3 separate regions of the Mus musculus genome follow, and all the other regions are linked to region 1. Evidence: chromatin loops called from intact Hi-C (ENCODE). Cell type or tissue: left cerebral cortex. All regions are shown on one strand.

Region 1 (8,000 bases):
TCCCACACAGATGGGGTTGACTGCCTTAACATCTAATCCAGGGAGTGTGGAGTACTTTTAGCTCCAGAAGTAAAAGGACAGAGAAGCATTTTCCATAATGTATGGTCTCCTTCCACGTGTGCTCAATTTACCTCGTTTGCTTCTTGAGTTTCGCCATACACGCACTGTGCCCCTTGAGCCTGACTTACCGGCCAGCCCTCTGCTTGCTTGTGTCTGAAACTCAGTCCCAAGCTCTAAGCTCTTGATTTTTTGAACCAAATCATGTGGTGCTTCTCATTCTGTTGCCATGGATTTCTGTTTGGAGACTTGTCTGCCGCTGTTATCCTTCATGGTTCTCTTGGGTCTGGGTTCTAGCCTCGACTCTGTTTAAAAAAAAAAAAAAGCTACATAGCCGTAAGCAACTGTGTTAACTTGGTGAATCTCAGTTTCTTCATTCACACGATTGGGATAAAAACCAGGATACTGTAAACAAATAAGTGAATAAATGTGACAGCACCTAATTAAAAATTATAACACATACAATAGATATATGTGTGGTGTTAGTATAATAATAATCTTACTTGTGCCTTTATTCTTAATTATTGTCTCTGCCTTCCTTAACCCTTGCCTATGTCTCTGATCTTCAGAGCCAGAGAGAGTAAAAGCCATCTTCTCCCTGGATTATTTTCTAGGGACAGTGTCTTCCTATTAGGTCACACAAAGGCCAGCTATTTCCTTTCAAGCACAGGTCTTCTCTGTGGAGCGTTTTTCTCTCTGGCCTAACTTCCTAGTGACTACGGAAACCTGTAAAATCCCAGTTCAGCCAACGCCTCTCTCTCTTCTCTTGGAGCTGTCACAGAGGATAATCGGGACAGCAAAGTGTTCTGTTCTGGCAGCCAAGCGAAGTCTGGTTTTTTAAGGATAGAGAGAACAACTCTGGAAAATGCTGCCAACATCTCAAGGAAGGTAAGCCCTAAGTATTGATCGTTGGATTTGGCAATCTGGAAGTTGCTGACGAAACGGGGACAGACGTGTTGATTAGCTCGGGTTCAAACTAGAGCCAGCCGCAAAAGCTTACTTAAAGTCAAACAGGTAAAGACAGCTCATTTGCTAAATCAGAGAAATAAAGCCAAGTGATTGTGGCTGAAAGAGTAGAGGTAAGGAAGCAACATGTCTGCAGTTATGGCTTAAGTAGGTCAGAACACATAGGCTGGGACTCACCATGGAGGCTGGTCTCGGGGAACATAGACCGCTCAACAACAGTACTCACGGGAAGTGAAACACTTGCACACACAAGTAAGTGGGTGGGTAATTACTTCAGTTAATTACCCAGAGGAGGCAGAACTATCCATTATGAATGAGGTATTGGAATTTAAAAAAAAAGAAGGCAAGAAATAGTCACATATGACAGTGGAATAGTTAACAACTAGGGACATCTGATGCAATTGCTAGGCAGTGTTGGTCCCCCTTTTCATATTCACAGCCTTGCATCTGAGTCGATATCATCAGTGATTTCCTCTAGATATGTTCATCTCTATCAGCGCAGGTGCAGAGTAAGCGGAATGCTGTGTTCAAACCAATCAGGTGTACAGTTCAAAGAAAGCAAGGATGCTGAATATAAAAGCTGGATAGAAGGAGGGGTGAGGCTGCAGGGGAAACTAATGAGAAACCTAGAGGTTCCATTAATCGATGATGACTGATGGACAGAGAGATTGTGAGTGTAGATATGTAGGGATTGAGCTAAAGAAATAATATTCATATGTCGTCAGAAAAGTAAACAACACAGAGATCACGGAGCATCGCAGTTAGGGTCAGAATCAAAGAATGTATTCATGGAAATGAGTGGTCAAGGGTGTGTGTGTGTGTGTGTGTGTGTGTGTGTGTGTGTGTTGTATCCTCAATCTATAAATCTATAGTTGCCTCTTTCAAGATTTGGAACGGAAAGCATTGCAAGGCATCAGCTGCAGGGACACAGGCTCATCAAGAAGCTAGGGAACAGGAGGATGAGAAAGCATGAAGCATAATCATCTTTAACGGTAACAGGGAGAAACCAAGTAGACCGTGGCAGCGACAGGATGGAGGCGTGGATGAGGTCAACAATCTCAGTCCCCTCTAACATGTCCAGCTAACATGTCCCCGAGATTGATGGCAGAGAATGGGATGTGAAGAGTCACTCTGTACTCCCCAAATTATGTTTCAGTTTTAGCAAAATATATTAGAAAAGAAGCAGAGGAAGGAAGGCTTTGTACTGATTATAATTCAGTGACCACAATCCAGTTTCATAAACTAATCTCAAAAGAAAACCTGGGAACGCAGCTCTGGGTTTCCCGAAATGCTTTTCTTTCTGATGATCAGTATTTTCATCGTCGTCGTCGTCATCATTATCATCATCATCATCAATCATCATCAAAGACGTCGTTTGCTGCTATTTACTCTTTCTTATCCTGTGGTGTCATAGAGATGTCCAGAAGCTGCGTAGAATGAGCACAGGGATTGGGTGCAGAAGCAAAAGCAGAAATCCATCTTCTTCCCAGGCAAGAAGAAATCAGAGACACCAGGTGCTATACACAGGCCATTGTCTTTCTGTACTTTATCTGTTTTATAAAAGGTATTCTTCACGTAAAATTATACAGTGGGAGAATTCTAACTTAAAGTAAACAAGCAGTTATCAATTTGTTTTCATTTAGAATATGCTAAGCATAAACATATATTGCCCATACAAATATGGTGCCAGTATTTAAGAGAGCACAGGTTCCCTGACCTCAAAAACTTTAAGAACCTCTGACTTGCCACTTGCTGGAAGATGAAGGCTCTCCCAGGGAGAGGCTGAAGGGTAAGACACAGAGTCCTTCAGAGACTCCTGACACTGTGACCTGCAAGCAGGTTCTCTTCCCAGGGCAGTGGCTGGAACATGTGTAGGAAAGGCCTCAAAAAGTTCCGCTTGCTCTCGGCAGCTTTCCTAGTCTGGAGCATCACGAAGAACATTCATTTAGTAAGCAATTATTCTGACAATCTGAGCAATAAATGAGTCTCTTTTAGAAAGTAGCATTTTTTGCAATCTCCATGAAGTCTTGAGTATGAACACAATATATCACTATAGAAAATGTAGAGAATTCTGAAAAGTCTTAAAAACATGAATTTTATTTCCCCGAGAAGATAATTAGCATATACATTTCCTTTCTGTTTTAAACAAAGTTATCATGATTAATATTTAAGTTGTTACTTTATGCCTAGTGTAGTTTTTAACCCCTTTTAATAACTGTTTTCTGTTTTGCTAATCAATTGGCATTATTATATATATGGAGTAAAATATTCTCTTTGAGTTACACAAATAAATGTATACTTCTGCAATTGTACATGATCAGTCATTCCACATTATTAGCTTTTATAATAATGAATACAACCTTACTAAAATATTAATTTAGTTTACACACATTCACTCCTGCAAAAATGTATATCACAGATGCAAAAGTGTTTATTTTACTACTGACAAAAATATAATAAAGATGTAACTTCCTCCCAGATTGCATGCTCCTTTATTATTTTTGCTATTGTTATAACTTATTGAGAACTTAAACAAAATTCGTGTTTTCCTTCCTTTGTAACATAATTAAATGCAGTTGGATTTTGTTTTGGAAAATTGTAAATAAGGAAGATTATGGAAATAACGATATCATTGAAGGGAAATAATGATTGCAACAATATCAAAATGTACTGTAAAACAAGAAAAAATAAAACAGTATGGTTTGATAATAAAGACTGAGAAATGAAAATACCTCCTGGGAAATAGCCGAGCAAGCCTGAAATTGGTGTTTAAGTATAGACAGTCTCACCAATATGCCGCAACACTAATAAACGTTCAAAAAGCGTTGCAAAAACTACCATGGCTTTTTTCTTTTTCTTTTCTTTCTTTCTTTTTTTTTTTTTAATCTTCTTTTCTTCCTTTTTTTTTTTTTTTTTTTTTTTTTTCCTCCCGAAAGAACACAAATTCCTTTTCTAAAACAGCTAGTTTAGGGAGATAAAATTGGAAGAAAAGATGTATGGTGCCATCTAGTGGTCTTTCATATAACTGCACAATACTGTTCTATGTCGTTTCCATTCGCAAAAATTAAAATTCTTCGAAGAATCGAGAAAGGTAAATTGTTTATTAATAAAATATTTAATGCATACTTCCTCAGCACTAATTTAAGAGAAGTCTAATTTTAGTGCTGTTAAGGTGATTGTTAGGTCCTCAGAGATTAAGGTAGGCTGTGTAATTATCTGTACTTAACGTACAAGAAATTACAGTTCCAGACATTTACATAAACAAGCATGCCAACCTGTCATACTTTTTTTTAGTAACACAATGAAACAAAAGAACAATTTGAATAAAAGCACGCTGATTGAAAATTCATATATGGGAGCAGAACCTGCCAGCCGTTATAAGTTCTGAATAAAGAACACAATTTGAGAAACCTGTTCTTTGGATTGAGGTGCCGGAGGCTTGGCGCTTGCCCTCAGCTGTTGCTAGTGTGGCCAAGTAGTTCCTGGAACGACTGGAGACTCCATCTTTTCTCCCAGCCTCCAGGTAGGAGCTACACACATCTGTGACCATCGCCACACTGATTGTCTGCATCCGTCCCCATCAAACAAACCAAAGGTCCTACATTCACACGGAGAAAACTTACAAAGCAGCCCTTCCGGTTCAGAGAACAAGTTCACCCTGCCCCTAAGGTGCCTGCAGCAATAGTTCCCTGCTGTAATGAACGCCTTCTCCCCGAAAAAGTCTCCGTGGACCATTGTTAGTCCCCTTCGCTGGAATTTGGGGTCTGCCAGTGAGATAATGGGACCAGTGTATTCCTGGCTTGTCATTGGCTGAAGCTTAAGATGTAGAAGCTTCAGGTGGTCACCTGAAGGGTCTGAATAACAAGGGGAGGCAGGGGGATGAAGTCCAAGGAGCAGTGATCAGAAGAGAAGGAAGAGTACCCTAACTAGATGCTGTTGCCCTGCTCAGCCTTATTGGGTTCTCCTTGATGTCTCAACACCTGCCTAGTGACCCCTTCATTTTGGTGAATCGTATGCAAATGCTTTTCTGTCTTTTGGTTCAGAAGTGTATTCTATCACTCAGCAGCCATATTTCTTCTATGCTGTGTCTGAGTTCTTTTGCATGACCTGTGAGAGCTCTCGTGACCTCTCGGTTTCCCTCACTTCTGGGTCTTTCCTTCTCCCCAACTGGCCTTTTACCCTTCTCTCTACACCGTAAGCACTAGCTGTATACAAATTTCACTTCGTGGGGTTTACCAGCCACTCTTCAGGCTATCCTGAGTGCTCCAGAAAACGTTTTATTATCTTTCCTCCCCAGCTTCGTTTTAACCTTCAGACACAAGTCCAAGTCCCTTAGGTCTCTCAGACTTGGATCGTTTTCTTGGCATCATCCCATCGATTATTCTGCATCCTGTTACTGCTTTGCTGACTCTGCGTCAAAAAAAAAAAAAAAAAAAAAAAAAATGGCCTCTTCCTTTGGAAGAGACTAAGCTCTTTGACGGATGGATGGTATTTGTCTCCCTGTGGCTTTGTACTGAACCTAGGCTATAGTAAGCACTACATATATGCCCAAAGAACTGACGAGACGTGTCTGTTAAGTGAAAACAAGTAAGGCTCAAGTTTGCTCTAAAACGTTTCCTGGGAAGGGCTGTGTCTAATTGACCTCGTTTCTCCTTCAGCTGGAGTTTGTAAATCCCCCACCACCACCACCACCACCACCGTTTTATGAGAGCTGTTGTTTCAGGTTTCAAAATGAGACTCCCCTTTTCAACGTGACTCTTACTTAAGTCAAAGCTGAATGCACACAATCGGTCTAAAGATTATCTCTATTTTGTGGACATGGGTGGTCCAGACACCCACAAGGAGATAAATAAATGTTTGAGGTGGGTCCTTCAATGATTTTTTTTCAATGGATGCCAATTTGGCAAGCTTGCCTGGGCCCTACCAGTGTGAGGAACCATGATTTTGGTATGATGTTGGGGAATTTGTGGCTCCCATCTGCTGGTTATCTCGCAAAATGTAGAGCTGAGAAAAATCACATACTGATTAAATCATAGAATCCCACACTTGGAAGGGACTTCATGAGATGATCGGGCCCGCCTCCTGAAGGTCAATGCATAAATCATCTTGTGCAGATGGCTGTTTATCCTATTTTTAAAGCTCTTTAAGGATGGAAATTACACAGCTTCTCTTGGTAGTCTGATCTTCATGGTCAAGAACTTCCCTTTTAAAAAGCCCCAGCTTCTCCCTGCAGTTTGGCTCACTTCCTCTTTTTGTCAGCTCGCTGCGAATGTGCACATGATCAGCGTCCCCTGCTAATTATCCCTGGCCCACTTCTCACACCCTTGCAACTAATTATTAAGAGCTATGCTGTTTCCCCTCCTAAGCGACACAGTCACAATGCCTTTAATTTTCAGGAGACTTATTTCCCCCATCCTATTATTTTTTTGTAATTTATTTATTTATTTATTTATTTTTGCCGTACCACCATCCTGTGGAAAACTGATAATTGCGCTTGTGCTCATGTCCAGATCAGTTGTCAATGGACAGCGAAGCCCCCTCACCTTGCTGTTTAGACTGCAACCTTTCCTTTTTGTTTCTCAAGTAGATTTTGTTCTGCAATAAATCTCAAGCTGTTTACTGTCAACCTGCTACATGGGGGAATCCCTCTTATTTATGTTGGTTCCTTTCTCAGAAATGCGTGTCCTGACCTCCAGGAAGTGAATATACTCAAACGGATTTGGCAATTGTGGTGAGGAAACTTGAGTTGAGGAGACAATACTGAATTATCCAGGTGAGCCCAGCATAGACACAAGAATGAAGATAATATAGAGGCAGGAGGATCTGGGTCAGAGACAAAGGGTGGGAGCAGATGTTGGGGTGATAGGTTTAAAGACGGACCGGGGCCACAAACCAAGGACTGGCGCCTCTTCACAGCTGGACAAATCGTGGCCAAATCGTCTACTGTTGAGTAGAGGGGGGAGGGAAGGGAGAGACAGAGGGGGCGGGGTTGGCTGGCTTATTCTTACAGTTTTTTCTCTTTCAGTACACATGGACGGACCCACCCAAGGTTCTGGCCGCATATATGGCAGAAGATGGCCTTGTTGGACATCAGTAAGATGAGAGGCCCTTGGGCTGAGGGGGTTCGATGCCCCAGTGTAGGGGAGTGCTAGGGTGGGAAGGTGGGAGTGGGTGGGTGGATGGGAAAGCACCCTTATAGAGGCAGGAGGAGGGTGGATAGGGTAGAGGGAAGACCTGGAAAGGGAATAACATTTGAAATGTAAATAAAGAAAATATCCAATAAAAGAAAAAAATAATAAAAGTGGTCAACAAATCAAAAAAAAAAAAAAAGGAAAACCTAAAATAAAAAAATAAAAAAGAAATTAGGGTTCAATGGCATACTAGGCAAATGCTCTCTCCCTGAGTTCCATCATTAGGTATCTTCTTACCTTTTGAGATAGGGTCTTAAAGTTGCCCAGGCTGGCCTCAAATTCATTCCTAACTGATGCTGCTCTTGAGTTTATAATCCTCTTTCCTCAGCCTCCCTTTTTATAGCTGGGATTATAGGCTTGCACTTCTAGGTCTGGCTTGATACTGGCTTCTGATTTGGAGGATTATAAGGGGATAAATTTGAAAGGACAAAGGTGTTGGAAATCTGTTAGCAACACAGAAAGAAACAGTGTCCGTTTATGAAGAAACGATCTCTGCTTGTCTTGAGGTTTTATTTTATGAACCTTTAGGGAGCCTGGGAAGGTTTATTATTTCCATCTTCCCAGCATACAAAGTCATATCAACAATAACAGATGTGTACCAGAAGATCAATAATGTCACTATTGCTTCTGGATTATTTAAAGTAATTCTTCTAGTGAGATTCACTTAGGAAGAGTTCTCTGTGAGGCCTTGCTCCATGAGCTTGGAATAGTTCCTCTGTGCCTCACAGAGGTATGAGAAAGGGATTAGCATGGTCACTTTTCTGGGGCTTCCAGACTTGAGGCAGC
Region 2 (8,000 bases), 170 kb before region 1:
TCCAAGAGTGGCTTAAATGACCCAACTTCTGGCCTCTCAGGTGGATGAATGCTCTACCTAAGGAAAATGAATCCTCAGGTGTATGCTTTGGATACAGTTTTAAAAAATCTGCTTCTTTCAGAAAAGGACTTATCTTGCTTTTTCAGATGTAACTGTATGGAGCCACATAGTCCCAGCAATGACACACTGAAGGAATGGCGGGAGTCCAACCTTTCTGCCTCTGACATAATCTGGGGGAACCTAACTGTGTCAGTAAGTAAAACATGGCAAAGGAACTCAAATCTGAGTCATTTACTGTCAAGACCTTTATTAGCATTTTTAATCAGTTATTGTGACTAAGTTAAGAATTTTGGAAATACAAACTTATACAAGTGATAGCTTTGTTTTAAAGTTCCCCAATTCAGATATCTGCCCATAACTGGGGCTTTTCATTCCTTTCTTTTCATAGACCTGCATCCCTCTGAAAGTTTACAGAAACAGAAGAAGGGTACACGTCAACTAAAAACATTAAATACTAATTAAAAGAAAAAGTTCTCTTTGTTTCTCAACAGATTCCTAACTTCTATTTTTATTCTGAATTCTACTAAAAAAAAAAAAGATAGGCTAGATCCATATTTCTACGTATAGTGGTTGAATTCTGTACCTGTGTTTTATTTCCTTATGCCTTTATTTGTAAATGTTTTCTCATGGGAACATTTCTCAGTTCTTACTCTTTACTTCATGTGTGAACATCTCTTAGACTCTGTATTCACAGGCTTCACTCATTTCTGTTCAGTGAAAACATAAAATTTGGGTAAAACCCAAGTGTTCTGCTTTAAAATAAGTATAAAAATCCCTGAGTAGCCCCACTTTCTTTCTGTTTCTTTCACTTATAATCATTACTATCCAAAACCTTTACCACCCTACCTACCTGTATGTTCTCAAATTTCTTTATAGCCATCAGCACAAACAAATTCTACTTCATTTGATTAATCACATACTATTTTAGTAAGTGATACAGTTAATGGAACATAGAAATATTTTGCTATAAAATCTCATAAGCCTTTAAATATATTATTTGAGAAGGATATGACCTTCTACCTTTATATATTGGGATTATAATATAATTACATTTCTCCCTCCCCTTTCTTTCCTGCAAGCGTTCCCATATATCCCTCCTTGCACTCTTAAAATTCATGGCCTCTTTTCTATTAGTCATATTACATGCATATATTAAATAGTTTAAGCTATGTCCAAGTATTCTTTAGAATAGTTGACTTGGAGATATTTTTGACTATACTCATGTATGCTTACAGAGTCAGAAATCTAAGTATACCAGCTTGCCATAAAGTTGAATTAAATAGCAAACATTTGAGTGAACATTGTTCAACATAATCATTTGGTGTTTATCAAACATTTGACCCTTTGATTTTGGTTCTTTCCCCTTACTGAGGTATATTCTGTTGTATATGTTCTTTCAGAATTAAAAATCAATTTACTTATTCTTGGTTTACAATTTAATCTTGACCTATATTTTATGATCTTTGTTTTCTCCTGCTCTCTGTCTCTCTTTAATCTTGACCTATATTTTATGATCTTTATTTTCTCCTGCTCTCTGTCTCTCTGTCTCTCTGTGTATGAGAGAGAGAGAGAGAGAGAGAGAGAGAGAGAGAGAGAGAGAGAGAGAGAGAGAGAGAGAACACATTAATGTTAAAATTTGTAGGTTACAAATTTTGCTTTTTACATCTAGGCATCTTGAAAACAGCAGAGCCCCTTGCGTTTCTTTAGAATAAACCTCCACTTACTCTTGTCTGCTGTTGTGGTCAACATTTATTCTTTTCAACCTATATTTCCCTAGAAAAGTAATGCAACCAGGGTTCTTGTTTCCAGAAAACCATTTAAATTAATCAGTAAAGGAAGTGATGGTGTGAACAAGAAAGGACAATGCAAATTTAGTGAGAAATTAGATCTGGGGTTGTGGTGGGGTCATGGTGAAATCATGGTGGAGTCATAGTGAGGTCATGGTAGGTGTGTAGGCAGTGAGTGGTGTGCTTTATCTACAAAGCTTCATTTTGGGTCACGTATTTCTATTTTCTCTTGATCACAAATTCAAAATAATCCAGTCTGAATTATTCAACCAAATTAAGTCATGTGTTGTTTTTCTCTAAATCATTTAATGCAAAATAGTAAAATTTATTCTATACATTAGCCAATCCAATTGATGATGTTAGCCACAAGTGAGTTATTTCAATTTTTTGCTTAAGAATTTTTAGTCAATATATCTAACAGTGTCTCCCTTTCCCCTCTTCATACAGAGCCTCCCACCTCTCTACCCACCCACCCTTTGAAAATAGAAGTTTTTGTACAATTAGAGGGTTATAAAAATATTTTAGATGCAAAACAAATTTAACACTTTATGCCTTATTTTAATTTTTAAAGTTCTCTACTATGAATTAATGTTACATAAGAAATGTCATATCATTTTCATCAGTTAATAGCAGATATTATTTTATTTCATCATAATATATCTTATAATTACTAACTTATACCTTGATAACTCAGTAAGGCAGAGAATCAAAATCAAAGGGCTAAATGTTTGGTAAACACCAAATGATTATGTTGAACTACGTTCACCTCACGTTTACTGTTTAATTCAACTTTATGGCAAGCTAATAGACTTAGACTTCTGTCTCTGTGCACTTACACAAGTACATCAGGAACATCTCAAAGCAAGGAGGGATATATGGAAATGTTTGGAGGAAGGAGGGGAGAGGGGAAATGTAATGGTATTATAATTATTGTTATTATATTGTAATTATATTTTAATTACATTGTAATTTCAAAAATCTTTAAAAACTAAAAAAGAAGGGAAAGTAATTATCAATTGCTTGAAATTTGTTTCAATGCTTTTTAGTCTCTTTCTATACATATATATATATATATATATATACATTTGAAAAGACATTAATAATTTCACATTCATATCTTCAAAATATACTAATAATTTCTATTTTAATTTTTACCAATTTATAGAATTGTTGAAATAGAATGTGTTGGAAGAGTAATTAGAATCTGTCAGCAAGTATCTTTTGAGTACTTACTATATTGTAAACCATGATAGACTAAAATGAAAGAAAGGCTTTGAAGTTTGTTTGCACGTCCAAAGGACTCCTTTTTCCCCTGTCTCTCTGTCTCTTCATTTCTTTGACTCTATCTCTGACTCTGTTTCTATCCCAAACCCCTCTCACTCTGTGTGTGTGTGGGGGGGGGGGGGTATATGTTGGACATGTAGATAGTATAAAGCTGAAAATAAATGTTGAATTCTGTAGTTACTTTTTACCTACAGAATTTACTTTTTAGAATCAGAGCCCCACCCTTGTTTCCTTGAAAAACAAGAAATAATAATACTTTACAGTTTGCTTTGAGTTGAGATAGCTAGCCTTGGCATTGGCGGTTATAGATAGGCAGTTGAATAATCTTTTCTTGCATCTGGCTTCTTAGGAGTAGAGCATCTGACCCACCTACATCCAAAGAATTCATAGAAGCCTTTCAGACATGCACAAAAGACTGCAGGTGCTCACAAATCACTATGTGCTGTGTGGGACTCCCACTTCCTCTGCTTAGACATCCTGGTGCACGTAACACTGCTTAGCAATTGTTCCAAGCATTTCTAAATGCACACAAAAAGAGACTGGAAATGTCAAAGATTTTTTTTCAAAATTTATTTATTAAGTTTAAGAAGGAAAATTAAAGCTATAAATAAGGCTAAGAGGTTTATTATTATTATTATTATCATTATTATTATTATTATGCAGTTCTTCAGTAGCTTAGTTTCTGTTCTCTGAATCATCTTAACATGAATAATTGAAATTTAGCTAATAATAAAGACAGTGTGGTGTCTGTTACATGGCTCTAAGTTATTCTGATTTTTCAAGAACCTTTAGACTCAGTACCTATGTCAAGAAGAAGTTGGTTGTTGCTTGCTTCCGGATGACAATGTGGCCACTTATTTATTTTAAATATTTCGGAGGAGTTTGTTTTATTCTAGAGTGAACTCAGGCGCTTGAAGTTTGGTTCAGTGAAAACAGCATATCTCTAAATTTTCTTTGACTATTCCACAAAGCAAGTCTTGTTCAGGGTCACAATACCTAGATGAATAAAAATTTTCCTGGCTTCTTTAAGCTGATATTTTCTATTTGTTTTGAATACAGTAATATAATTTTTAGAATATGAACGTTTTCCAAGATGACTTAGAAATATTTTTTCCTTTCAAAATATTTAATGCTTACATAAAATGCTGTTTTTCCCCCTTGAAGTTCTTTTTGACTTTGCTGCCACCTAATGGCTAAGACAGTAATTAATTTTTTTCTTTTTCTTTTTCTTTTCTTTTTTTTTTTTAACCTTTTTTTCCCCTTAAAAAACAAAACATAACAAACAAACATAAAAGCAGAAGAAATTCCGTGGGAAAGCAGAGCAAGCATGACCCTCTCCTTGTTCATGTAGGAATTTCTTTATCATTTCTTATTTGAATTCAACAATTACCGTATACGATTCAAATTTCCATTTCTTTAAATATATATCATCATTTTTGTTATCTTTCATAGCCTTCTTAGTATTGTTGAACTAGTTTTTAAAAATAATTACTGTTCTGCACTAGTCTATAATGCCTACCACAAGAGCGGTGCATGTACCCAGCTCTACCACATAGCATTAGTGAGGCTGAAAAAACATTGCTTAGTTTCTCCATGTCTCAGCTTTCTCTGGTATCAAATATAAATGAAAATATCTGTCTATGGTGTTGGTGTGAAAAAAACTAAAATGACATATTTAAATGCTTTATTATATTTCTGATGTTAGTACAAACTACATTATCAAACTTATCACATTTAAAATATATCTGTTATCTTGAACTTAATCGATGTCAGATTTAAACCCTATCCAAGTAGAACTTGAAATCAAGTGTCATACCTCTTAAGTTCTCTGTGGGAGCCATGGGTGAGCAGTCTAGGTGTCTCAGCTGCGTTTGATAGGGTGTTAGTTTTCTGAAAGAAATGCACTAAGTGTTCTTTACCAGTTGTGTTTCCCTTCCTCTCAGGAGTGCAGATCACTGCACGGGGAGTATGTCGGGCGAGCCTGTGGCCATGGCCACCCCTACGTGCCAGATGTTCTCTTCTGGTCGGTGATCCTGTTCTTCTCCACAGTTACCATGTCAGCCACCCTGAAGCAGTTCAAGACCAGCCGCTATTTCCCAACCAAGGTACTTGGGTTTAAATATTTCTGATCCAAATATAAACTAAATATTCTACATGCTCAAGGTTAGGGGAGAGTTACTGATGGAATGACATGAACTGGTAGAAAGGTTCTGAGAGAACTGGCAAGCTAGATTTAGGTCCTAGAACAGGGCTGGGAAGAAGCCCTTTGTGACATAGCTACCAGAGGTGGCACAAGCTCTTCTGCTTTCCTTCAAACTGAAAGGTCAACACTTCCCTTCCCATGTACAGATTTGGAAAGTCAAAGCATAGGCCATATTAGTGATTGTCACTTTCTTTCCCAGGGAGCAGTGGGGCCTATGCCAGCCTGACAGGAACCAGTGTTACAGTCTCTACATGGAGAAGCCTGGCACTGTGCACTAGGACACAATTTTCTTTTCTTTTTTTAAATGCATCAGTCCTTTACCCTAAGCCACCATGCTTGTATCTGTATATTTGAGAAAGGAAACAGGGAATCAACTGAGTTCAATATTTAACACTACAACATAAAAATCTGTGAGGTCTGAGTCCACCATGAAAAGGTCCAGGATGAGATTTAACAAACACACACACACACACACACAGACACAGACACACACACACACACACTCAGACACACACACACTCAGACACACACACAGAGGAAACAAATGTTTTTCAGACTGAGGTAAATATCTCAAAAAAATTCCACTTTGGTAAACAAGAAGAGTTCCTTCCAGAGACTGCTGCTTTTTCGGTCACTATCTTCTTCACGAAAGTTAACAGGCTTATCTCCTCCACCTTTCAGCTGAACCATTCTCTATGTCAGAATCTAACGACTTTGTTCATGGGTTGCAACAGCATACTAATAGAAAGCAAATGTTACTGATAGTTTTTAAGAGTAACTACTCAAAAATGTCCTTGGAGAGCTTGGGAGATGGCGTAGTCTGTGAAGTGCTTGCTCTGTAAACATAAGAACCTAAACCCAGGGTCCAAGAACCTATGGTAAAGGGCTGGGGGTGGGGGTGGGGGTGCCGGAGAGCTGGGTGTATTGGTGCACACCTGTGGTCCCAGAGATCACAGTGAGATTGCAGGGGGAAAGAGGTGAATCCTTCGTGTGCCTTTGCCTGAGCTATTGGATGAGGTTCCAGGCCAGTGAGAAATGGGGCCAGCATCTCAGGAGGTTTTTCTCTGACTTGCACATGTGCACCATGAACTGTGCACCACTGCACAATGGCTTTCTACAATGAGAAATGGTTTGAAAAATGGCTTATATAAAGTTCATTTTATATCAAAGAAATTTTTAAATTTGCCTACATCATTGTGTATATTAGTAATTGTCATACCTTAAGTAATTAAAACACGCTTCTTTAATAAAAGCAGGTAATGCCATTTAGTGGTCCTTTGGATTCATAATGTTAAAATATAATGTGTATTCAAGAGACCTAAAATTCACCTGATGCAGGCCAGACAACTTTATTCTGTGTTCCAAATTTTCACATACTTGGGTTTATAATAGATACTTTAAATGAATATGAAAAAGAAAATGACCACCATTATTTCAGTTCAATAAATCTTTATTCTGAAAAAGTGTGGGTGAGAGACATAGATGTATTCAGACTGTAGCATAGCATAGCTAATGATACTATGTTACAATGTGCATACGGAGTAACATCATGATATTATGTCACAGCGGTCATATTCAAGACTGCTCCTGAATATTTCTAGTTATTTATAGCTCCCTCAAAGTAACAATATTTTCATTATTTTTAGGTTCGATCCATAGTGAGTGATTTTGCGGTTTTTCTTACAATTCTGTGTATGGTTTTAATTGACTATGCCATTGGGATCCCATCACCAAAACTACAAGTACCAAGCGTTTTCAAGGTGAATTTATCTAGCATGTAACATCTATCTGCTTTTCTATTCCTCTGTATCTAATAGATGATCTGTGACCCAGTATAAGAAACTTTTATGAGAACATGAGCAATATGCATTAATAGATTAAGAAATAAATTGTTGTCTGGTATTAAAAAGAATAATAAAATTGAAACTTCAAGACTGCTTAAACATTTCCTATCACCCATTAGAGTTGAAAGATATGCAAACAGTACAGCATGCCTACAAACCAAGGAAGCATTCTGAAACTGAGGGACATGCATTTTTGTGAGGGAAAACTGCAGAGTGAATAGGGTTTGAAAAACAGATACTAGGCTTGGGATAAGTATACCAACCATATTATGATGGCAGGACAGCCCTTGATGCCAGCAAATTTACTGCCTCAGCCTGTTTTCTCATCTGTCAAACAGAGCTAGGGACTTAATCGGAGAATCATTTGCTGTCATAATGAATTCCTCTGGGACTCATTTCCAGCAGCAGCCCTGTTTTGAACCTTTTGCTGAGCTTATGATATGGCTCAGTTTCTGGTTTTTTGTTTTGTTTTGTTTTGGTTTTCATTTTTCATATAGTAGCCTGTGCACACACCTGAAATAAGTTACTATATTACACCAAAACCTTCTATTTATATATCCACTAAACTAAAAGAAAGCTCTGCCTTGTTTCTAGCATAGTGTACAATGTGCAATCTTAAATGTAGACAAATTTGCATACAGTAAATAGTAGGTATTGGTGTTACTTATTAAATACAGGTATTGATTGAGAATGATGTTTTAATTAGTCTGCTGGAGTTAAAATTTGACCTCAATTAATTATTAACCCTGGAACCTTAGACAACTTACTACGGCACTCTATGCCTCAATTTCATCCCTACTATGCTATGAAGAGAAAATGGGT
Region 3 (8,000 bases), 55 kb after region 1:
GACCCAAAGCATCAGCATTATCTAGAATATGATCATAAATGCCAGTTCTGAGCCTTAGCAGACTCTCTGGTGGTAAGGATCTGGAAGCTGTGTTTTAATAAGCTTTTTGGGTGATAGATATATGCCTAACATTTGAGAAGTTCTGCCTCAATGACTCATGAAGAAACTCAAACTAAACAATGCCATTGGGGATAGTAATAGCTATTCAACAGCTTGAAGTGGAAAAAAAGAGTTCACTCATTATCAGAATTTTGGACTCGGAAAAAGGCCTAAAGGTAAGAAGCTTTTAAGCTTTCTAATTTGGATGACTCAGTAAATGATGAGGTCTTCAGAGATGATGAAGATTTGTTTTATAGTAGTCCATATTAAGGTTAGTTGGGAGTAAACTAAGAATGGTGCCCATGTATGCTGTGTCCTGGAGAGATGACAGACAAGCAACTGAATTATAAGACTCAGAAGAAAAGGGGCTGCAAAAGGCCAGATTCTGCAACCATATCATGCTTGAAACCCCAGAGTTTGCTCCAATGGCCTACAGAGCATTGATGGGCGAAGACCATACTCAGAGGCATACTAACATTTAAGGAACCCATAGACTCACGATCACAGAGGCACAGAATACAAAAAGCTACACACGCTTTCCTTTGTGTGGCCAAGTAGGTCCTTGTTATCTGATGACTTACTTCTCCAGACATCTCCAAACTTTATGAGTCTTTAGCCTTTCAAAGTTTTTCATACTCTTGACCAACTCACAAATGCTTCTTTGCTTTATCAAGATGAGAATAAATGTGGTCTTCACATTCTGGAATGCCCATTTACTAAACTATTATTGACTATCAAAGATGCTGATTCATATCTGGTATCTCTATTAGCTCTCACAGACACAATTAACTACATTCCTCTCTGCTGTTATGCACAAAAAGTATATCTCTCCATAAACATGTGATTTCTATATTCTTCCCCTATATGAAAGTCAAATTTAGGGCTGAATCACTCTTTTATCCATAAGAATCCAGTGTGAGGGCTGGAGATGTGATTCTGTACATATAGTGCTTGCCTTGCATGCATAAAGACCAAGGTAGAACTCCACTATCATGTAAAATTGGGGAAAGTAATTCATGTTTGTCATCCCAGGGCCTGGAAGGTAGATTCAGGAAGAACAGAAGTTCCAGGTCATTCGCAGATATATAGGTAGTTGAAAGGTAATCTGAGATGCATGAGACTGTGTCAGAAAAAAATAAAATAAATTGGCTAACAGGTGACCTAGATGAGATATAATGATGATTTACAAGGATGAAGGAATGGATGTCAGAGACCAGACATATGTGTTAATGGATTGCCCCAAACTGGAAGAACTGATATATAAAGAGGCATAGCATTATGGGCACCTTGTTTCCTCCAGCCACTTGGGGTCTACTCAGGTATGGCATGCATTGACAAGCCACTCATTGCTTTCTTCTTTAAAAATTGCTCCTACAAATCTGCTTCATGACCATGACTATGTGAAAGAGTTGGCAGTGCAATAAAAATAAAATACTATTTCTTCTGATGGTATTTACACAATCAGATATGGTAAGCTTCTTTTATTGAAGGATTCTGGGTTGATATAAATGCACTGCTGGGTGATGAGTGAGTTTTCAGGTGAGCCCGTATAGAAGATTCTCTACCAAACTAATACCTAACCATGTTCAGTAAGTGAAATGGAATGTTCTAGTTTATGGTTACTCAGAACCTACAGCAAAAAATAAAGCATCGCTCTAAGCAAAATGTTAATGATTATACATGATTTCCTTAGAATGAGACTCTGTCAAAGATCTACTTTAGACATTTCACCAAAAATAAACAAACAAACAAACAAAAAATGGATAGTAGCAAAGGTCTTATCTGAAATATTCCCCTATAAAAACATTTCACTTGCTTCTACCCATTTGAATCCACCCTGCTTAGAAACTTAACATTGGGTAGTTTTGAGAAGGAACAACTGGATTGCAGTAACAATTTTCTCCAAATTCCTAACAGCCCTTTATCTGGTCGCTGAGCTCGGAGCTGAGCTGGATATTGCAGATTCTGTTCAATGCAGGGGTTTCACTCCCTCCATCCATCCTGTGCAGGCTTCTCTCACAGAAAACAGCCAACACAAACAACCCAAGCCCAACTGACTGCAAGTTGACTTGCAAATGTCCAAATCCAGACCAAAATGTGAAGCAGGGAGACTTCTTTGAAGGGTAATTATCATAATTCATAATGGGCAAACTTAAACTTTCCCAATATTTCCCTAGAGTCTCCAATGACTTCATTGCTCACAATTAATAAAGTCTGGCACTCAGTTTTGTGTTTATTATTAATAAATGTATCAGTCCTTACAAGTGGGGGGAGTGTCATTTCCAAAACCAAGAGCTAAGGAGACAAACAATGCTTACTTTCAGATTAGGACCAATGCACATTGGGTCTAAGGGATACTTTGATCTTCCCCAAAGACAAAAATGCCTAACAGCTCTGTTAGGATTATACTGGTCTAGATAGATACTAAGCAATTTTTATACCAAAAGTTCCTATCATTTCAACCCTTAGCTCAGATTTTTATAAAAAAGAAATATAAAACATAAAATAAATATTAAATCAGGGAGGCAATCAAACCTTTGAAGGGCATAGTTCAGTTCAATATGCTACAATTTAGTATTAAAAATTAAGTAAAAATGTGTCAATTATGGATTCATTTGATATACAGTGAAGAAATTAAATCAGAAAAAAAAGGAACAAACACTTAAAACCACCACTTCAAAGCTGTTATTATCCAAATTGACTGTTTCTATTGACAGATTAAATTATGTTGCAATACTGACATTTCATGCAAAACCTTCTAAGTGAATACTTTCGAAAATGAGGATTACCGAACTGAGTAACAGGCAGAGAATGTATAAAACAACTCACCCAGCCCCATATGGCTATTCTTTCTTCATCAATGAAACCCATTTCTATGAATTTTCTGAAGTGGAAGAAACAAATTTTTAGAATTTTAATTGTGTACACATGACATTTACTTCATTACACAAGCATATTTAATCCAAAGATTTAATAGAAACGCTCCATCTCTTTGTTTAAACACGTGCATAATAAGGCTGCATTTACAAATAACTAAAATAATATTGTTATGTCTTCTACAGAGGATAAAAGAATCATCTTAGACTCCACTCTTCATCCTTATTGATCCCAGGGCCCTCAGGTCCAATGTTTGAATCTTGTGGGTTATCAAAGCCTGTCCCCAGATTGCCTCGTTAGAATACAATGACATTGCTACTAGTACCAAATTTCCAAATCCTTGGGTCTTGGAAAGGATATTTGCTTCACTGCTGATTCAGTTTTTATTAAAGTTGTATCACTTTATTTGCATAATTGTTGATAACCATCATTTGATATTAAATCCTGTATTCAGTGAAAAACAAATCTATTCTTGCCGTTCAGAGCCCTCCAATTTACTATGGTATGGACAACCAAATATATCTATACGTATCCTTTAAAAATGTTAAATGATTTGCTCGGCTCCATCACATTTCCAAAACGTTTTCAAAATAATTTTTTCCCTTAGGAATAACAGACTACAAAAAAAACAAAAACAAAACAAAACAAACAAACAAACAAAAAAAAACGTTTAAAAGTCCCGGGAAGCCTCCAAAGCAATGTTTGCTGTTCATTTTTACCTTGATTCTCTTGTATTCTAGAGAAAATGAGACTTATTGGGAGAATGGGTTGAGAGCCTCAAGTAAACTTTATAGAGATCAGAAGCAAGGGAAGAAAGAAGGGGTGACCGGAGTGAGTGGGCCCTGGAGAGCGCCACAGCAGACAGATGGAAGGGAGGGACCCCGTGAGGCACAGTCTCCAAAACACATTGGTGTGGCCTCTGCTTTCTCTTTATGCCTTTCTCGTTCGTTCTCCGGAAGTAGAACACGCATGTCTGTTGTTGTTGTTGTTGTTGTTGTTGTTGTTGTTGTTGTTGTTGTTGTTAATGGAATAATGGACTTTCTCCTTTTCTTTTGTTGTTCTGGGAATCGAACCCAGGTCCTTAGGTTTCCTATGCTAGTGCTCTACCTCTGAACCCTTTTTGCCAGCTCTCTAGAATTACTTAAAGGGATTTTATAGCAACCATTTCGCTCATTGCATCGACTCAGCATGCACGTTTCTGACGCACTGAGGAGTTGGGCAAATGCCCGGGACAAACAGATGGGAAGAGGCCCCGTTAGTCACAGCTTACCCGACACGAATTCTGAAGGACACTGAGTGTACAGGGAAGAAATGGAGTAGCGAATGGAAAATTGCTACCTGTGTGGAAGCTGATCAAGGAAAAGCGAGCAGATGTGCAGGAGACGCGTGGCCGGCCCTTCAGCCATTCCCCCACACGTTTCAAAATCAAAATGGGAGTTGAGAAGGTTCGCTTTCTTGTTAAAAGATAGTGTCACTACTGGTGTTGGAAGACAGTTTTGAGCCATAAAATCGGTCATGATTTTATGATCTTGCAGAGGCTAACAATCATATTGCCTTGCATCTGGGGCACAAAGCAAATAACAGGTGATACATAGGAACAGGAAATTCTTATCCGCTCCCTGGCTAGGTTTATTCTGAAAGGATGACATTTACAGGAAATGATAGTTTGGTGGTTAACATGGAAATGAAACATTAACACTTAATGTGGCAGAACTAGGCTAAAGGTTAGCTAGATAATACAAGCTTTTGAGATCAACAAGGCTCCATAAATTTCATCCTCAAAACCTGAAAAGCTTCCTGGAAGGCGAGATATCAGAAACTATTGATAATATGTATTAATCAACACAGTCAAAGTAACACACGAATAAGGTGTTTTTGTAATATTAGAGATTAAATTAAACTTTACATATTTTCCCCACTTTAAAAAAATGACTCTGGGCTAAGGTCATCTTGAAACCTAGTGACTGATTATGCTATTTGAGAAATTTTCTTTTGACACTATCTGTAAGTGTGATAATATATTTTTTCTCTTTCAATTTTTCATCATTAACCCTTAAATCACATAAAATTAAGACTATGGGACTATATACAATGCCGAATATACTCCCAATAAATGGAGCTGACCCTATAATCTCTGAAATTTTGTGATTGTCTTAAATGTGGAATTTTCCAAGAAGCCTGAAGAAACCGTGTTCCTTCTCCTCCAGCACTTGTGAACTCGCTACCATCTGTTCCTTACAGATATTCTCATGCACGGGCAGGCTATGAGGTGAGGTCTGCTCTTCCTCTGTTTTCTACTTTGTTTGCCTTTATTAGCTTGGCTTGGCTGGTACTTACTGTTGTTTTCAAATGCACATGCATGGTTTTCTGTTGACATGTAGAAAATTCGCCTATATAAAATTTTATAAGAGATTCAAGGAAAACAGTTCCGTTTCTGGGTTGATTCGAGAGTGACAGCCAAGGGCTTGCAAACCCGTTTCTTCAAGTTAGGTGTTCACTGTCTGATTCCTAAAAGGCTTCCTTGGGAGATAGGGGGTTGGATCACTCTCGGGATCATCTCAGTCTTTCCTTTTTAGCCTTTTGTGAAGAACTGGATCCTAAGGTCTCTTTTACATGTTCATGTAACAGATTTCAAACAAAGCTAGGGCCAGCCCAGGAGCTCTCTGCACTGCTGCATGTGTTGCCTGAATGGGTCTTGCAGCTGCTCTATGATCTATGCTTCATGAGGGACTTACTAAAAATCCCATCTAACAGTAATGCTTCCCCTTAGAGCACCACCTATCCATGTTTACCAGATTGTAAATGCATTGGAAGCAAGGATTGCACTGCTTTGTACAGAGTGTAATATGGTGACACATATTAAAACCTGGCATGCATTAAGTAGCTGAGCACATGGTAGTGGTATCCTTGCCCTATATCAGGAGAGCTTTCTTTCTCCAGATAACATTCTAGGAAAAAAGGTTCAGGGAAAGAAATGGCCACCAGTTACTGCCTCTATTACATCTTCAATCAAGTACTAAAGACAAGTTAGTATTATTACAAAATTGATAGACAGGATTCAAGACTCTGTGTCTTATACACTGAATGCCAAAAATAACAATTTTCATTAAGGTCCTTACAGGGGCTTCCGATCTATACTTTTATTTCATCCATAAGAGCAAATTAAGGATTCATTTCTTGTTGAGTACTATATCTGTGATAGTAAATCAATGGTCTAAATACCATGACAGAGTTTGCTGTTAGTGAGCTGTGTGATTTCGGTTGTTTTAACCCAAAGCCAAAACAAACCACCCTATAATTCTGTGGAACCTTAGAAAGCATTTAAACTCAAGACACGATGCATAATTTTTTTTATCGTCATGCCTTTGCCAAATTTTTGGTTTTAGTTCAAATATTAACAGACAAGATCCAAGTTATGCCTCTAGCAAATTACCCAAAAAATTAAAGCTGGAAGGCCAACAAATGTGTTCATACTCTTTACAGGGTACATCAAAGTCTGGGAAAACTAAGCTGAGGCTTTAGCTCAGTAGGTAAGGATTTAGCTCCTGGACTTGCCTTCTAACACTGCAAAAACAAAAACAAACAAGCAAAAGCAGAGTACAAAATCCTCTGTTGCTTCAGTGGAGTTAATCTTGAACTGTTTCTTCATTGGACAAAATTCTTCCAAATAAATTAATAGTAAAAATATCAAGTCTGGATCAATGAAGATCATGCAGCTTCCAAAGGTGAGAGGCGAATTATAAATTTTGATGTTCTTTAACAAGATAATCATTAACTTACTATCTCTTATTAAAATTGACTGCTCTGACTGAACAAGTTTTGTCTGTGCATAAATGACTATTCACTAAAGGGAAGAAATGTCAAATGGATAAGTCATGACTGCCTTTCTAAAATAAAATTAGTTACATATGAATCTAAATTTTTCTACTTTGACTAGAGTCAGAAATACAATAAATAGATAGATTGAGAAAGCAAGAAAGCAAGAAAGCAAGAAAGCAAGAAAGCAAGAAAGCAAGAAAGCAAGAAAGCAAGAAAGCAAGAAAGCAAGAAAGAAAGAAAGAAAGAAAGAAAGAAAGAAAGAAAGAAAGAAAGAAAGAAAGAGCTGTCTAGACCTATTTCCTAGCTGTTAAATTAAATTTGTTTTGTATATGTTGATCAATATTGCTAGTATCAGTGACACTAAAGGGATAAGAGATATTCTACTGAGTTTTTTTAAATTGATCTTTGTTGTGAATCATTATTCAGTCTTTAGCTGTTGCAGGTGTAAAATCATCTATATCTATGAGTGCAACCAGCCAGCTAGCCCATAGCTGCCAGACTGGTAGACTCTTATTCACTAGCTTCACTTCCTCACTCTACAGTAAGAAGAGTTCAGGGCAATCCTGTCTACTGTCCTTAGTACGGTAGTGTTTTATCGACAACACTGTTTTAGATTCTAACAAAAGACAATGGGTCCATTAACTGTGGTTAGAAATATAGCTGAGAAAGAAGAAATTAGATCTGTCTTCCTTCTAAATGTTTTCAGAATATCACATCTATTATATGAAAACAGGAGCTTTTTGACAAATGAAAATTGGCATCTACTCTCATGATAGCATAGTAAAAACAACAGCAAGATTATTCACAAATGAACTTCCAACACCTAGGACGTGCAGTGACTATGAAAATCTGAACCAATTCTAAAGAGGTGGACTGACAACAATTGAAGATATTCATGTTTACTAATGATATCACTAAACTTATGTAATTTTTCTTTTTGTCTTTTCAATTGTGGGCCATGGTAATCAATAAAAAGTGCAGTTGGAATGTCTTAGATCTACCAAGCAGTTTTCTTCACCTTTATTAGCCCATTCCCATGAACAGCTTTCCCTTTATTGACCAAGAAGATCCCTTTAAGAATAATAATACATTTGTACCAAGTCAATAAGCCAAACTGAAACAGAATGAAGTCATCAGGAATTGTAAACGTGACTGAAACTATGGCTCAGAGGCAGGACAAACCCATCGTGTTCAGGGGCCCCTGT

The links. Peaks named below come from ENCODE experiments on the same cell type or tissue, not always from the same donor. Only the 100,000 strongest peaks of a DNase experiment are listed, where the experiment ranks them.
Region 2: it touches region 1 in a loop (4-fold over the local background); 3 of 42 quality-filtered maps call a loop at or near these places.
Region 3: a loop joins it to region 1, with 6 times the contacts of the local background. A loop is called at or near these places in 3 of 42 quality-filtered maps.

What each region holds. Positions count from the first base shown.
Region 1 is chr2:62,454,308-62,462,307 of GRCm38, forward strand. Gm13561 (a long non-coding RNA gene) reads left to right here and starts at 810. Exons shown (of 4, transcript XR_001783319.2): 1 at 810-945; 2 at 6,698-6,796; 3 at 7,049-7,116. In left cerebral cortex, a CTCF peak has its summit at 4,039 (motif pointing left); DNase peaks (open chromatin) are centred at 885, 2,045, 2,837, 4,040 and 2 more places; H3K4me3 peaks cover 593 bases; H3K27ac peaks cover 5,411 bases.
Region 2 is chr2:62,281,728-62,289,727 of GRCm38, forward strand. Slc4a10 (solute carrier family 4, sodium bicarbonate cotransporter-like, member 10) reads left to right here. Exons shown (of 26, transcript NM_033552.3): 15 at 147-252; 16 at 5,075-5,236; 17 at 6,981-7,094. Among named protein-coding and RNA genes, the nearest start is that of Dpp4, 130 kb to the right of the region's middle. In left cerebral cortex, a CTCF peak has its summit at 4,310 (motif pointing left); a DNase peak (open chromatin) is centred at 3,538.
Region 3 is chr2:62,509,458-62,517,457 of GRCm38, forward strand. Fap (fibroblast activation protein) reads right to left here. Exons shown (of 26, transcript NM_007986.3): 21 at 2,929-2,983. Among named protein-coding and RNA genes, the nearest start is that of Gcg, 30 kb to the left of the region's middle. In left cerebral cortex, no CTCF peak of the experiment used is centred here; DNase peaks (open chromatin) are centred at 4,217, 5,300 and 5,620; H3K27ac peaks cover 3,711 bases.